Regions from separate parts of the Homo sapiens genome. Here region 1 is linked to region 2. A link is an interaction called in ENCODE POLR2A ChIA-PET data of the cell type or tissue named here. Cell type or tissue: GM12878. All regions are shown on one strand. Links, peaks and the distances in the headings refer to the core of each region. The heading gives the core; the rest is flanking DNA.

The links. Peaks named below come from ENCODE experiments on the same cell type or tissue, not always from the same donor. Only the 100,000 strongest peaks of a DNase experiment are listed, where the experiment ranks them.
Region 1: POLR2A ChIA-PET joins it to region 2 with 8 read pairs; 5 of 35 experiments call an interaction of 5 or more read pairs at or near these places.

Annotation. Positions count from the first base shown.
Region 1 is chr20:36,955,912-36,962,071 of GRCh38, forward strand. No RefSeq gene overlaps it. Among named protein-coding and RNA genes, the nearest start is that of SAMHD1, 7.3 kb to the left of the region's middle. In GM12878, for the core only: no CTCF peak of the experiment used is centred there; no DNase peak of the experiment used is centred there.
Region 2 is chr20:37,042,019-37,048,178 of GRCh38, forward strand. RBL1 (RB transcriptional corepressor like 1) reads right to left here. Exons shown (of 22, transcript NM_002895.5): 12 at 5,035-5,172; 13 at 2,068-2,232. Among named protein-coding and RNA genes, the nearest start is that of RBL1, 51 kb to the right of the region's middle. RefSeq lists enhancers at 1,406-1,505, 2,246-2,415. In GM12878, for the core only: no CTCF peak of the experiment used is centred there; DNase peaks (open chromatin) are centred at 1,693 and 2,243; H3K4me3 peaks cover 889 bases; H3K27ac peaks cover 2,458 bases.

The DNA of each region.
Region 1 (6,160 bases), core at 587-5,586, 86 kb before region 2:
GATCATTCCACTGTACTCCAGCCTGGGCACCAGAGCAAGACTCCATCTCAAAAAATAAAATGAAATAAAATAAATAATGCTCAAGAAAGAAAACTTGAACCGGGTGCGGTGGCTCTTGCATGTAATCCTAGCCCCTTGGGAGGGCATGGTGGGTGGGTCCCTTGAGCTCAGGAGTTTGAGACCAGCCTGGACAATGTGACAAAACTCCGTCTCTATTAAAAATGTAATAATAAAAAAAAAATTAGCTGTGTGTGGTGGCTTGTGCCTGTAATCCCAGCCACTAGGGAAGCTGAGGTGGGAAGATCATGTTTGCCTGGGAAGTTGACGCTGCAATGAGCTGAGATCAAGCCACTGCACTTCTAGCCTGGGCAAAGGAAGTAAGACCCTACCTCAAAGAAAAAAAAAAGAAAAAGAAATAAAGAACACTAGGCCAGGTGTGGTGGCACATGCCTATAATCCCAGTACTTTGAAAGGCTGAGGTGAGAGGATTGCATGAGGCCAGGAGACAGAGAGCAACCTGGTCAACATAGCAAGACCCTGTCTCTATAAAAAATAAAAATTAAAAAATTAAAAAGGCCGGGCCTGGTGGCTCATACCTGTAATGCCAGCAGTTTGGGAGGCCAAGGTGGGCAGATCACTTCAGCTCAGGAGTTTGAGACCAACCTGAGCAACATAGTGAGAACCCGTCCCTACAAAAAATACAAAAATTAGCTTGGCATGGTGACGTATGCCTGTAGTCCCAACTACTCAGGAGGCTGAGGTGGGAGGATCACCTGAGCCTGGAGAGGTTGAGGCTACAGTGAGCCATGATTATGCCACTACACTCCAGCCTGGGCGACAGGGTGAGATCCTTTCTCCAAATAATAGTAATAATAATAAAATTATAAAGAGAGAGAAAAAAGGAAACTTAGAGCCAGGCATGGTGGCTGGCTCCTGTAATCCCAGCTACTCAAGAGGCTGAGGCAGGAGGATCACTTGAGTGCAGGAGGTCAAGGCTGCAGTGAGCTATGATTGTGCCACGGCACTCCAGCTTGGGTGAAAGAGTAAGACCTTATCTCAAAAAAATAAAAAATAAATTAAAAAAGAAAGAAACCTTAGAAAACAAATGCACAAAATATACACACACACACAGAGCCAAAGGTCACCTTTTAGTGTGTTTGCTATCAGTCTTTTTGTGTTCATAGATGTAGAAACATATATTCTAGTTGAGATGGGTAGGAGACTGGCAATGAGTAATAATAATATAAATAACAATAATAAACTTAGATTATATGGTAGAAGTTAGTGCTATGGAAAATAAAAACAGAGCAAGGTAAGAGATTAGGAGCAGAGGAGTGGGTGGGCACAGTGGCTCACACCTGTAATCCCAGCACTTTGTGAGGTCAAGGTGGGAGGATCATTTGAGTCCAGGAGTTTGAGACTAGCCTGGGCAACTTGGCGAAACCCTGCCTCTACAAAAAATACAAAAATTAGCCGGGCGTAGTGGTGTCTGCTTCTAGTCCCAGCTACTCTGGAGGCTGAGGTGGGAGAATCATCTGAGCCTGGGAGGCAGAGGTTGCAGTGAGCCCAGATTGCACCACTGCACTCCAGCCTGGGCGACAGAGCGAGACCCTGTCTCAAAAAAAGAAAGAAAGAAAGAAAGAAAGACAGAAAGAGGCCGGGCACAGTGGCTGACGCCTGTAATCCTAGCACTTGAGTAGGCGGAGGCAGGGCGGATCACAAGGTCAGGAGATTGAGATCATCCTGGCTAACACGGTGAAACCCGGTCTCTACTAAAAAAACAAAAAATTAGCTGGGCGTGGTGGCACACACCTGTAGTCCCAGCTACTCGGGAGGCTGAGGCAGGAGAATTGCTTGAACCTGGGAGGCAGAGGTTGCAGTGAGCCAAGATCATGCCACTGCACTCTAGCTCTGGGCGACACAGCGAGACTCCGTTGAAAGAAAAGAAAGAGAAAAAGAAAGAAAAGAGGAGTAGAGAGAAGGATAGGGTCACCGTCACCATTTTGGATAGAGTTTCAGGATAGGTCTTTGAGAAGGTGACATTTGAGCAGAGAGTTGAAGGAAATGAAAGAGTCAGCTTTGCAGATGTCTGGAAGAAAAGCATTGCAGAAAAGGGAAAGAGGAAGTCCAAAGGTCCTGAAGCAGAAGCATGCCTGGATTTGAGCAATACCAAGCAGGCCATTGTGGATGGGGTAGAGTGAGTAAAATGGGAAGTGGTAAGAGATGAGGTCAAACAATGGGGCCAAAGAGCTCTCATGTCCCATCCTTAGGGCTCCACATCTAGAGGTAAGAGAAAGCCTCTGCTCCTCCAGTTCCAACGGAAAAATTGCAAGGGAATGACTTCAACAAGTTCATTTCAGCATCCATTGCTGGACCAGTCACTGTGGACAAGGTCATAAAATGATTGACCGAATCAGGTCACATGTTTACCCTTTGGGTCACAGGGAAAAGACTACTTCTAGGAGGAAAGGAATTGGCTTCGGACAAAGTTCCCAGGTATTTTTATACCCATTGAACAGACGAGGGAATGAAACTCAGAGAGGTAAAATGACTCGTCCAGGGTTACACGTGTGTGTTAATATTAAGTTCTTGGGGTTTCACCAAGATCTGCCTTGAAAGCTATTGCTCACCCCGGACGTGGTGGCTTGTGCCAGTAATCCTAGCACTTTGGGAGGCCAAGGTGGGCAGATCATCTGAGGTCAGGAGTTCGAGACCAGCCAGGCCAACATGGTGAAACCCTGTCTTTACTAAAAATACAAAAATTAGCCAGGCATGGTGGCAAAGGCTTGTAATCCCAGCTACTCAGAAGGGCAACAGAGCAAGACCCTGTCTCAACAGAGCGAGACCCTGAGGCAGGAGTATCGCTTGAACCTGGGAGGCGAAGGTTGCAGTGAGCTGAGATTGTGCCACTGCACTCTGCCCTTGGTGACAGAGTGAGACTCCTTCTCAATAAAACAAAACAAAATAAAGGAAACAAAAAAACTACTATTTCTCTTTTCTGCAACTTGAGCTGAGTACAAGGTCTGTTGCTTTTACATTGTTTCAGGGAGAGAAGCCATCTCGTCCTATAGAGTGTATTGTGACTCCTCGGGAGTGTCTCAGTGCTTGGGGTGGGAGTGACTGTGTTATTTGGAGTTTGGGATGCTCAAACACACAAGGAAGTGGCCAGACTTCCCTTAGGAGCCTAGGGTATCCTTGGGTAAAAATAAGTCATGTATCTTTCAATTAATTAATTAATTTATTTATTTGAGACGGGATCTCACTCTGTTGCCCCGGCTGGAGTGCAGCAGTGTGAACGCAGCTCACTGCAACCTCAACCTCCTAAGGCTCAAGTGATCCACCTACCTCAGTCTTCTGAGTAGCTGAGACCACAGGCACACACCACCTCACCCAGCTAATTTTTACAAATTTTTTGTAGAAACGGGCGTCTCACTTTGTTGCCCAGGCTGGTCTTAAACTCCCAAGCTAAAGCAATCCTCCTACTTCACCCTCTCAAAGTGCTGGAATTGCAAGCATGAGCCACCATGCCTGGCCTAGATCCTTTTAAAAGTCATTGCTAAGAGTCGTTTATAACTCATATTTCAAACATAGCACAGATTCCTAAACTCAAATGGTAATTGCATCAGAGAGTCTTTTTTTTTTTTTGAGACAGAGTCTTGCTCTGTTGCCCAGGCTGGAGTGCAGTGACGTGATCTCAGCTCACTGCAACCTCCACCTCCCAGGTTCAAGCAATTCTACTGCTTCAGCCTCCCAGGTAGCTGGGATTACAGACGCACGCCACCATGCTCATTTTTGTACTTTTAGTGGAGATAGAGTTTCACCATGTTGGCCAGGTTGGTCTCGAACTCCTGACCTCAGGTGATCTGCCCACCTCGGCCTCCCAAAGTGGTGGGATTACAGGCGCGACCCATTGCACCCGGCCTGAGCCACCGTGCCTGGCCAGCGAGTCTTAATCCCACATAAATTTGCTTGAGATCCCCTGTGTTACAACAAAAGGGGAATTTGCCATCCTAAAACCATTAGAAGAGGTTTATGAAGAAGCAATCACTATGGAAAGACCTTAGGCCTTTGATGAGTATATTCAGCCATTTGGTCAACCAACCAAAAAGTCTACCCTATCTTTGTACTTCTGTGGCAGGAAAATACGGTCTGGAGGCAGGGAACATGAGGCCGATTCACACTTCAGCTATCACAGGAAATATCCTCTCCATACGGCGTATGCCGAGTCGTACGTCAAGTACATGACTTTGTAACTTTACTTCATCCTCTTCGTTTACATAAGGCATACACCAAGTGACCAGTGGAAACCCCTAGAGGGTATTTAAACCTCCACAAACTTTTTTTTTTTTTTGAGACAAAGTCTTGCTCTTGTCCGCTAGGCTGGAGTGCAATGGCACGATCTCGGCTCACTGCAACCTCCGCCTCCTGGGTTCAAGGGATTCTCCTGCCTCAGCCTCCAGAGTAGCTGGAATTACAGGCACGTGCCACCATACCCGGCTGATTTTTTGTATTTTTAGTAGAGACGGGGTTTCACCACGTTGGCCAGACTGGTCTCAAACTCCTGACCTCAGGTGATCCGCCCACCTCAGCCTCCCAAAGTGCTGGAATTACAGGCGTGAGCCACCGCGCCCGGCCTAAACCCCCACAAATTCCGTAATGGGGCCTTTCATCCTCTATGCCCAGGCCACTCTCACACTGGGTAGTGTACTTTCATTTTCAGTAAATCTCTTCATTCCTTCCTCGCTTTGTTTGTGTGTTTTGTCCAATTCTCTGTGCAAGATGCCAAGAACCTGGACACTCTCCACCGGTAACGCTTCCACCTACATGAGCCAGTAAAATTTCCTTCATTTGAAGCCAGCATTATTTGAATTTTCTCTTGTTTGTGTGTATGTTGAATTTTTAGATTTTTTTTTCTCCTTTATAACTGACAGCATCCCTGAGACACTTTGCAACTCCAATATCTGACACTCAGCTCCAGGTACCCAGTGTTATCTGGCTGGCTTTCCCCTTGTAGTGACACTTGTATGCAGTCCAGTCTACTCCAATTCCTCATCATCTCACGTCCTACTGTCTCTAGTGAGTAGCACTGTCCATCAGCCAAGCTCACAAAGATCCTTTCCTCTGAGAAATTCCTTGTTTCTCCCTGAGTGGACCCACAGCATTATGGACTGAACTGTGACCTCTCTGTCCCCTGCATTCATATGCTGAAGCACCAGACCTCAATATCACTATATTTGGAGACAGGGCCTGTAAGGAGGTAATTAAGGTTAAATGAGACGAATAGGGTAGGATTCTGGTAGGAGCAGTGTCCTTTTAAGATGAACGGACACCAGAGATCTTTCTTTTCCTGCTCACACACCAAAGAGAGGCCATGGGAGGACACGGCAAGAAGGCAGCCTTCTGCAAATCAGGAAGAGAGGCCTCACCAGGAACCAGCCTTGCTGGCCCCTGATCTTGTAATTCCGGCCTCCAGAACTGTGAAAAAATACATTCCTCTTGTTTGAGCTGGTATCAACCACAGGTTCTTCAACTTTCATGTAATAAAAATTGATGGGAGGCAGAGCAAGTTTCCCAGACAAGGTGTTACTAGGCACTTATTTTCTTTTGCTTTTCTTTCTTTTTTTTTTTTTTCGAGAAGGAGTTTCATTCTTATTGCCCAGGCTGGAGTGCAATGGTGTGATCTCAGTTCACTATAACTTCTGCCTCCCAGGTTCAAGTGATTCTCCTACCTCAGTCTCCCAAGTAGCTGGGATAACAGGCATGTGCCACCAGGCCCAGCTAATTTTTTGTATTTTTAGTAGAGATGGGGTTTCTCCATGTTGGTCAGGCTGCTCTCAAACTCCCAACCTCAGGTGGTCCACCCACCTCGGCCTCCCAAAGTACTGGGATTAGAGACGTGAGCCACTGTGCCCGGCCTAGGGGCTTATTTTCGAACACAGAGAAGACAGCACAAGAGAGAGAGTTCTCTGACTGGTTCCCCAAAGAGAGTCAGGAGAGTAATTTTTTGTTGTTGTGTTTTGAGATGGAGTCTTGCTCTGTTGCCCAGGCTGGAGTGCAGTGGCAACATCTCAGCTCACTGCAACCTCTGCCTCCCAGGTTCAAGCGATTCTCCTGCCTCAGCCTCCCGAGTAGCTGGGACTACAGGTGCATGCCACCACAC
Region 2 (6,160 bases), core at 336-5,335:
GCCGAGATCACGCCACCGCACTCCAGCCTGGGCAACAGAGCAAGACTTTGTCTCAAAAAAAAAAAAAAAAAAAGAAAGTGAAAAGACAACCTAGAAAATGGGAGAAACATTTTGCAAATCATTTATCTGATAAGGGATTTGTATCTAGAATAGATGAAGAACTCCTATAATTCAATAATAAAAAGACAACCCAATTACAAAATGGGCAAAAGATCTGAATAGACATTTCTCCAAAGAAGATATGCAAACAGCTTACAAGCACATAAAAAGATGTTGATCATCATTAGCCACCAGGGAAATGCAAATAAAACCACAATGAGATATTACTTCACTCCTACTAGAATGGCAGGATTAAAAAGGCAGATAATAACAAGCATTAGCAAGGATATGAAGAAACTGGAATCTTTCTACATTGACCGTAGGAACAATAAAATGGTGCAGCCATTTTAGAAAGCAGTCTGACAGTTTCCCAAAAGCTTAAACAGAGTTACCATATGAACCTGCAATTCCACTCCAAGAAAAATGAAAACATATGTACATATGTTCACACAAAAACTTGTGCCTGAATGTTCATAGCAGCATCAATCATAATAGCCAAAAGGGGTTAGTTGTGGTGGCTCATGCCTGTAATCCCAGCACTTTGGGAAACTGAGGTGGGAGGATCGCTTGAGCCCAGGAATTCAAGACTAGCCTGGGCAACATAGGGAGATCCCATCTCTACAAAAACTACAAAAATTAGCCAGGTGTGGTGTGTGTGCCTGTAGTCCCAGCTACTCAGAAGGCTGTGGGGAGATCATTTGTGCCTGGGAGGTTGAGGCTGCAGTGAGCCGTGATGGCGCCACTGCACTCCAGCCTGGGTGACAGAGTGAGATCTTGTCCCCCCCCCTCCAAAAAAAAAAAAAAAAAAGTCAAAAGGTGGAAACAACTCAAATATTTATCAACCGATGAATGGATAAATAAAATGTAGCATCCATACAATGGAATATTACTTAGCAACAAAAGGAAATGAGCCAGATGTGGTGGCTCACACTTGCAATTCTAGCACTTTGGGAGGCTGAGATGGGAGGACTGCTTGAGCTCAGGAGTTTGAGATCAGCCTGTGCAACATGGCAAGATCCTGTCTCTACACACACATGCGCGCGTGCACACACACACACACACACACACAATTAGCCGGGTGTGGCCAGGCGCGGTGGCTCAAGCCTCTAGCCTCTAATCCCAGCACTTTGGGAGGCTGAGGCAGGTGGAGCATGAGGTCAGGAGTTCAAGAACAGCCTGGACAAGATGGTGAAACCCCGTCTCTACTAAAAAAAGTACAAAAAAAATTAGCCGGGTGTGGTGGTGGGTGCCTATAATCCCAGCTACACGGGAGGCTGAGACAGAGAATTGCTTGAACTGGGAGGCAGACGTTGCAGTGAGCCGAGACTGTGCCACTGCTCTCCAGCCTGGGTGACAGAGCAAGACTCCATCTCAAAAAAAGAAAAACAGAAAGAAAAAAAAATTAGCCGGGTGTGGGTGTGGTGGTATGTGCCTGTGGTCTCAGCTACTTGAGAGGCAGAAGGACAGTTTGGGCCGAGGAAGTTGAGGGTGTAGTCAGTGCACCATCTTTGTCCACTGCACACCAGCCCGGGCAAGAGTGAAACCCCGCCTTAAAAAAAGAGAGGAAATGAAATACCGATACATTCTACAACATGGATGAACCTTAAAAACATTATGCTAAGTGACAGATGCCCAGTCAAAAGGGACTACATTTTTATGATTCCATTTATATGAAATGTCTAGAATAGGCAAATTTATGGAGACAGAAAGTAGATTAGTGGTTACTTACAGCTAGGGAGAAGATTCGGGGGTAGGGAAGTGATAGCTAAAGGATGTAGGTTTCTTTTTGAAGTGATGACTATATTCTAAAATTGTGGTTATGGCTGCACATATCTATTTATATACTAAAACCACTGAATTGTACACTTAAAATGGGTGAACTCTATGGTATAGGAATTATCTCTCAATAAAGCTGGTTTTTTTTTTTTTTTTTTTAATGATACGATTATCAGCCTTGCCCAGACTCACTTCTTCACAGGTAGGAACTTTGTTTGCAGAAACCTGGAGAGCCTCCCACAGTGCAGAATCGTGACTCCATGCTAAACTCTCCAAAATCTGTTCTTCAATGCTGTTTAGGTGTTTCACCATGTCCCTTGAGAGCCCCTCTTCTGAGCGGATCACCACCTCAATAACCTGCAGAGGAGAAAGTGAGAAGGCAATGTGGTTTCAAGCAGTTAGTTCTAGTCTGGACTTGCATGTAGGACTAGCTGTGGCTTTCTTCTTCTTCTTCTTTTTTTTGAGACGGAGTTTCCCTCTGTTGCCCAGGCTGGAGTACAGTGGTGTGATCTTGGCTCACTGCAACCTCTGCCTCCCAGGTTCAAGTGATTCTCCTGCCTCAGCCTCCCGAGTAGCTGGGATTACAGGCACCTGCCACCACACCTGGCTAATTTTTGTAGTTTTTAGTAGAGCCGAGGTTTCACCATGTTGGCTAGGCTGGTCTAGAACTCCTGACCTCAGGTGATCTGCCCGCCTAGGCCTCCCAAAGTGCTGGGACTACAGTTGTGAGCCACTGCGCCCGGCCACTGTGGCCTTATTCTGTGGCACAGAACCAAAGTCATCTTTGAACCATAATTCTGTGGCTTACTAACATCTTCTAATTTATAAAGGAGTTTTTAAGTTCTTTAAAATATGTTCACATATATTTCTGTTTTTCACGTTTTATATTATAAATGACAACTTGAGGCAACGATAGGTGAAAACTGGTCAACAGACCAACAGTGGGAGAAGTCAGGTCTTGGGTTCCAAGTCTAGTTCTATTTTGAATGTATTGCTCCTTTCCAGACTATTTTTTCCACTAACTCAAAATAACAGAATGAATGAACTATTTAAAGTGACTTTGCGTATATACACTATAATTCCATTTTATAAGGGAAGTATCTAGAATAAAGTTTATATACACAAAATATTAATAATATGATTGTTAATAGATTATGATGTATGACTTTAATATTCACATTTATTTACTTATTTATTTATTTATTTATTTATTTATTTATTTATTTATTTTGAGACGGAGTCTCACTCTGTCACCCAGGCTGGAGTGCAGCGGCGCCATCTCGGCTCACTGCAATCTCTGCCTCCCAGGTTCAAGCGATTCTCCTGCCTCAGCCTCCCGGGTAGCTGGGACTACAGGCACGTGCCCCCATGCCTGGCTAATTTTTTGTATTTTTAGTAGAGATGGGGTTTTACTATATTAGCCAGGATGGTCTCAATCTCCTGACCTCATGATCCGCCCGCCTTGGCCTCCCAAAGTGCTGGGATTATAGGCATGAGCCACCGTGCCTGGCCCACATTTATGTTTATGATTTTCTTCAATGAGCACATATCATTTATGTCATTTAAAAAAACAAAGGAGGCCGACACAGTGGCTCATGCCTGTAATCCCAGCACTTTAGGAGGCCACAGTGAGAGGATTGCTTGAGACCAGGAGTTCGAGACCAGCCTGGGCAACATAGTGAAACCGAGTCTCTATTGAAAAAAAAGGCATTTAGCTGCTTGAATAAAATAAGGATGTTATAAATAAAAACCAATTACTATGAGGTTGTTGACAAAACTAAACTTTTTCCTAATGGCAAAAGTTGAATACACACATTAACATTAAAGTGAGTGTATAGTAGAATCACTTCTCCCTAAGAAACCTAAAAATACTTTAATCACACTCAGTAATTCACACAGATAAGCTTTCCAATGACCTGCATTTTCTACAACTTTAATTCAGGCATACTTTAGGTATAAAAATTTAACTCTTCAAACCAATTTTTCTATCACCAGTAGAAAAGTACCTAGATGACTAAATATTAACTAAATCATGCCAAGAAGCGTAACAGTAGCATTAGTCTTAAAGTTCGATACTATGTAACATTAAACGTTATTGACTGTGATGACTAAACGTTATTGAGGGTGATGATGTAGTTCAATAGCTATGACCTCTGTTTTATTTTGAAAAGATTAACAAAAATAGTTCTAGCAAGAAAAATAAAGGTAAGGTAAGTAAGATTCATTCACACTGAATTAGCTCAAACTTGGGGAAGAAGCATAATCTATTATTACGGCTTTATTAGTTAGACCACCACCAAAATCAATTTTAGGTCTTCCTTCCTCTTGGTAGAAAGCGTTTTTTGTTCTTCATCATGCATTTGTTTAATAGGATTATAATTTTCATTCATAAATATGGAAAATTTGAAGTTAAGTACTAGTTCCAGGTCACATTTTCAAGTCCGTGTTAACAAAGGAACTGAAGCTGTAAGATTGACTTAATTTACTGATACTCTCACCTTCTCTCTCTCTTTTTTTTTCTTTGAAACAGGGTCTTGCTTAGGTGCCCAGGCTGGAGTGTGGTGGCATAATCATACCTCACTGTAACCTCAAACTCCTGGACTCAAGCCATCCTCCAGCCTCAGTTTTCCAAAGTGCTGGGATTATAGGTGTGAGCCACTGTATGCTCAACTCTCTCTTGTGTTCTTGGTTTCACCCAAGAGGAATATATATTATCTTTTTTTTTTTTTTTGAGACAGAATTTTGCTCCTGTCGTCTAGGCTGGAGTGTAATTGTATGATCTCCGCTCACTGCAAACCTCCACCTCCCAGGTTAAAGCAATTCTCCTGCCTCAGCCTCTCAAGCAGCTGAGATTACAGGTGCTCGCCACAATGCCTGGCTAATTTTTTTTGGTATTTTTAGTAGAGACGGAGTTTCACCATTTTGGCCAGGCTGGTCTCGAACTCCTGACCTCAGATAATCCTCCCACCTTGGCCTTTCAAAGTGCTGGGATTACAGGCGTGAGCCACCATGCCTAGCCAGGAATATATATTTTCAGAACACATCTGGAAACACTTTCCAGATATCACAACAGTGTTTTTCTTCAGCACTAAGATAAATACAATGTTTCTGTGAGAAACACTGTTTTCATCTCATAACAGAACTTTGTTTTCATCTCACCTTATAAAAGTAAAATGGTTGCAAGTTGAGAACTTCAATAATCCAAGGAAAAGTACGAGGTGAGCTATAGGCAAAGAGCACAATTTCCAAACAACAAGCCATCAAGGAACGATGAAATATATCTTGCTCTAAAAGAACCTGGGGGAAGAGAAAGACCACAGTTTAATATTTTTCAGCAATTTCAGTCTTTGCCATTCCATAAAGAAACCTATAAAAACAAGAAAAAATAACGTGCAAATTATATTACACTAGATTACTGGAGATAAAAATTTGAGTTCTCAAATTGGTAGTTTTCCTATAATACCTATTCTTGCTCAGTGGGTAGGGAATAAATTTAAATAAGGTGTACATAACAATCTGCTTTGAAATCTGAACAAATAATAAAAGTCAGTATTCCCATCAACAGAAAAGCATTAGAATTGGTTATTTTTCTTAATGACAGTTAATTGTTTTGTCAACATAAGGGTTTATTTATCAAAACACAGAAATGAAAGGTAATATGTCACAGTTTAGACAAAACTGTTCAGAAAAAGAAATACTTCACTGAGAAAGTAAAAGTCCTACTTTACCATTAAGTTTAATATAAGTTTTCAGTTTTAAAAATGGTATTTGTTGCCTTCTTTCTTTCAAATATCACCCTAGATTGGCTGAGTGTGGTGGCTCACCCCTGTAATCTCGGCACTTTGGGAGGCCGAGGCAGGTGGATTGCTTGAGGTCAGGAGTTCAAGACCAGCTTGGCCATGATGGTGAAACCCCGTCTCTACTAAAAATACAAAAATTAGCTGGGTGTGGTGGCGCGTGCCTGTGATCCCAGTTACTCCGGAGGCTGAGGCAGTGGAATCACTTAAACCTGTGAGGCAGAGGTTGCAATGAGCCAAGATCACGCCACCACACTCCATACTGGGCGACACAGCGAGACTCAGTCTCAGAAAAAACAAAAAACTAAAACAAACAAACAAAAAACAAGTATCGCCCCAAATCAAGGGAGGATAAAAAACAGAAACTCCATCATCAGTAAAACTAGCAGTCATTTGTAACTGTAAACCACAATATATGAAGGATGACAAATTACTCAGCAGAAGGGACGATGATCAAGCATAAGGACCTGCAGTGAGACACTTAAAAC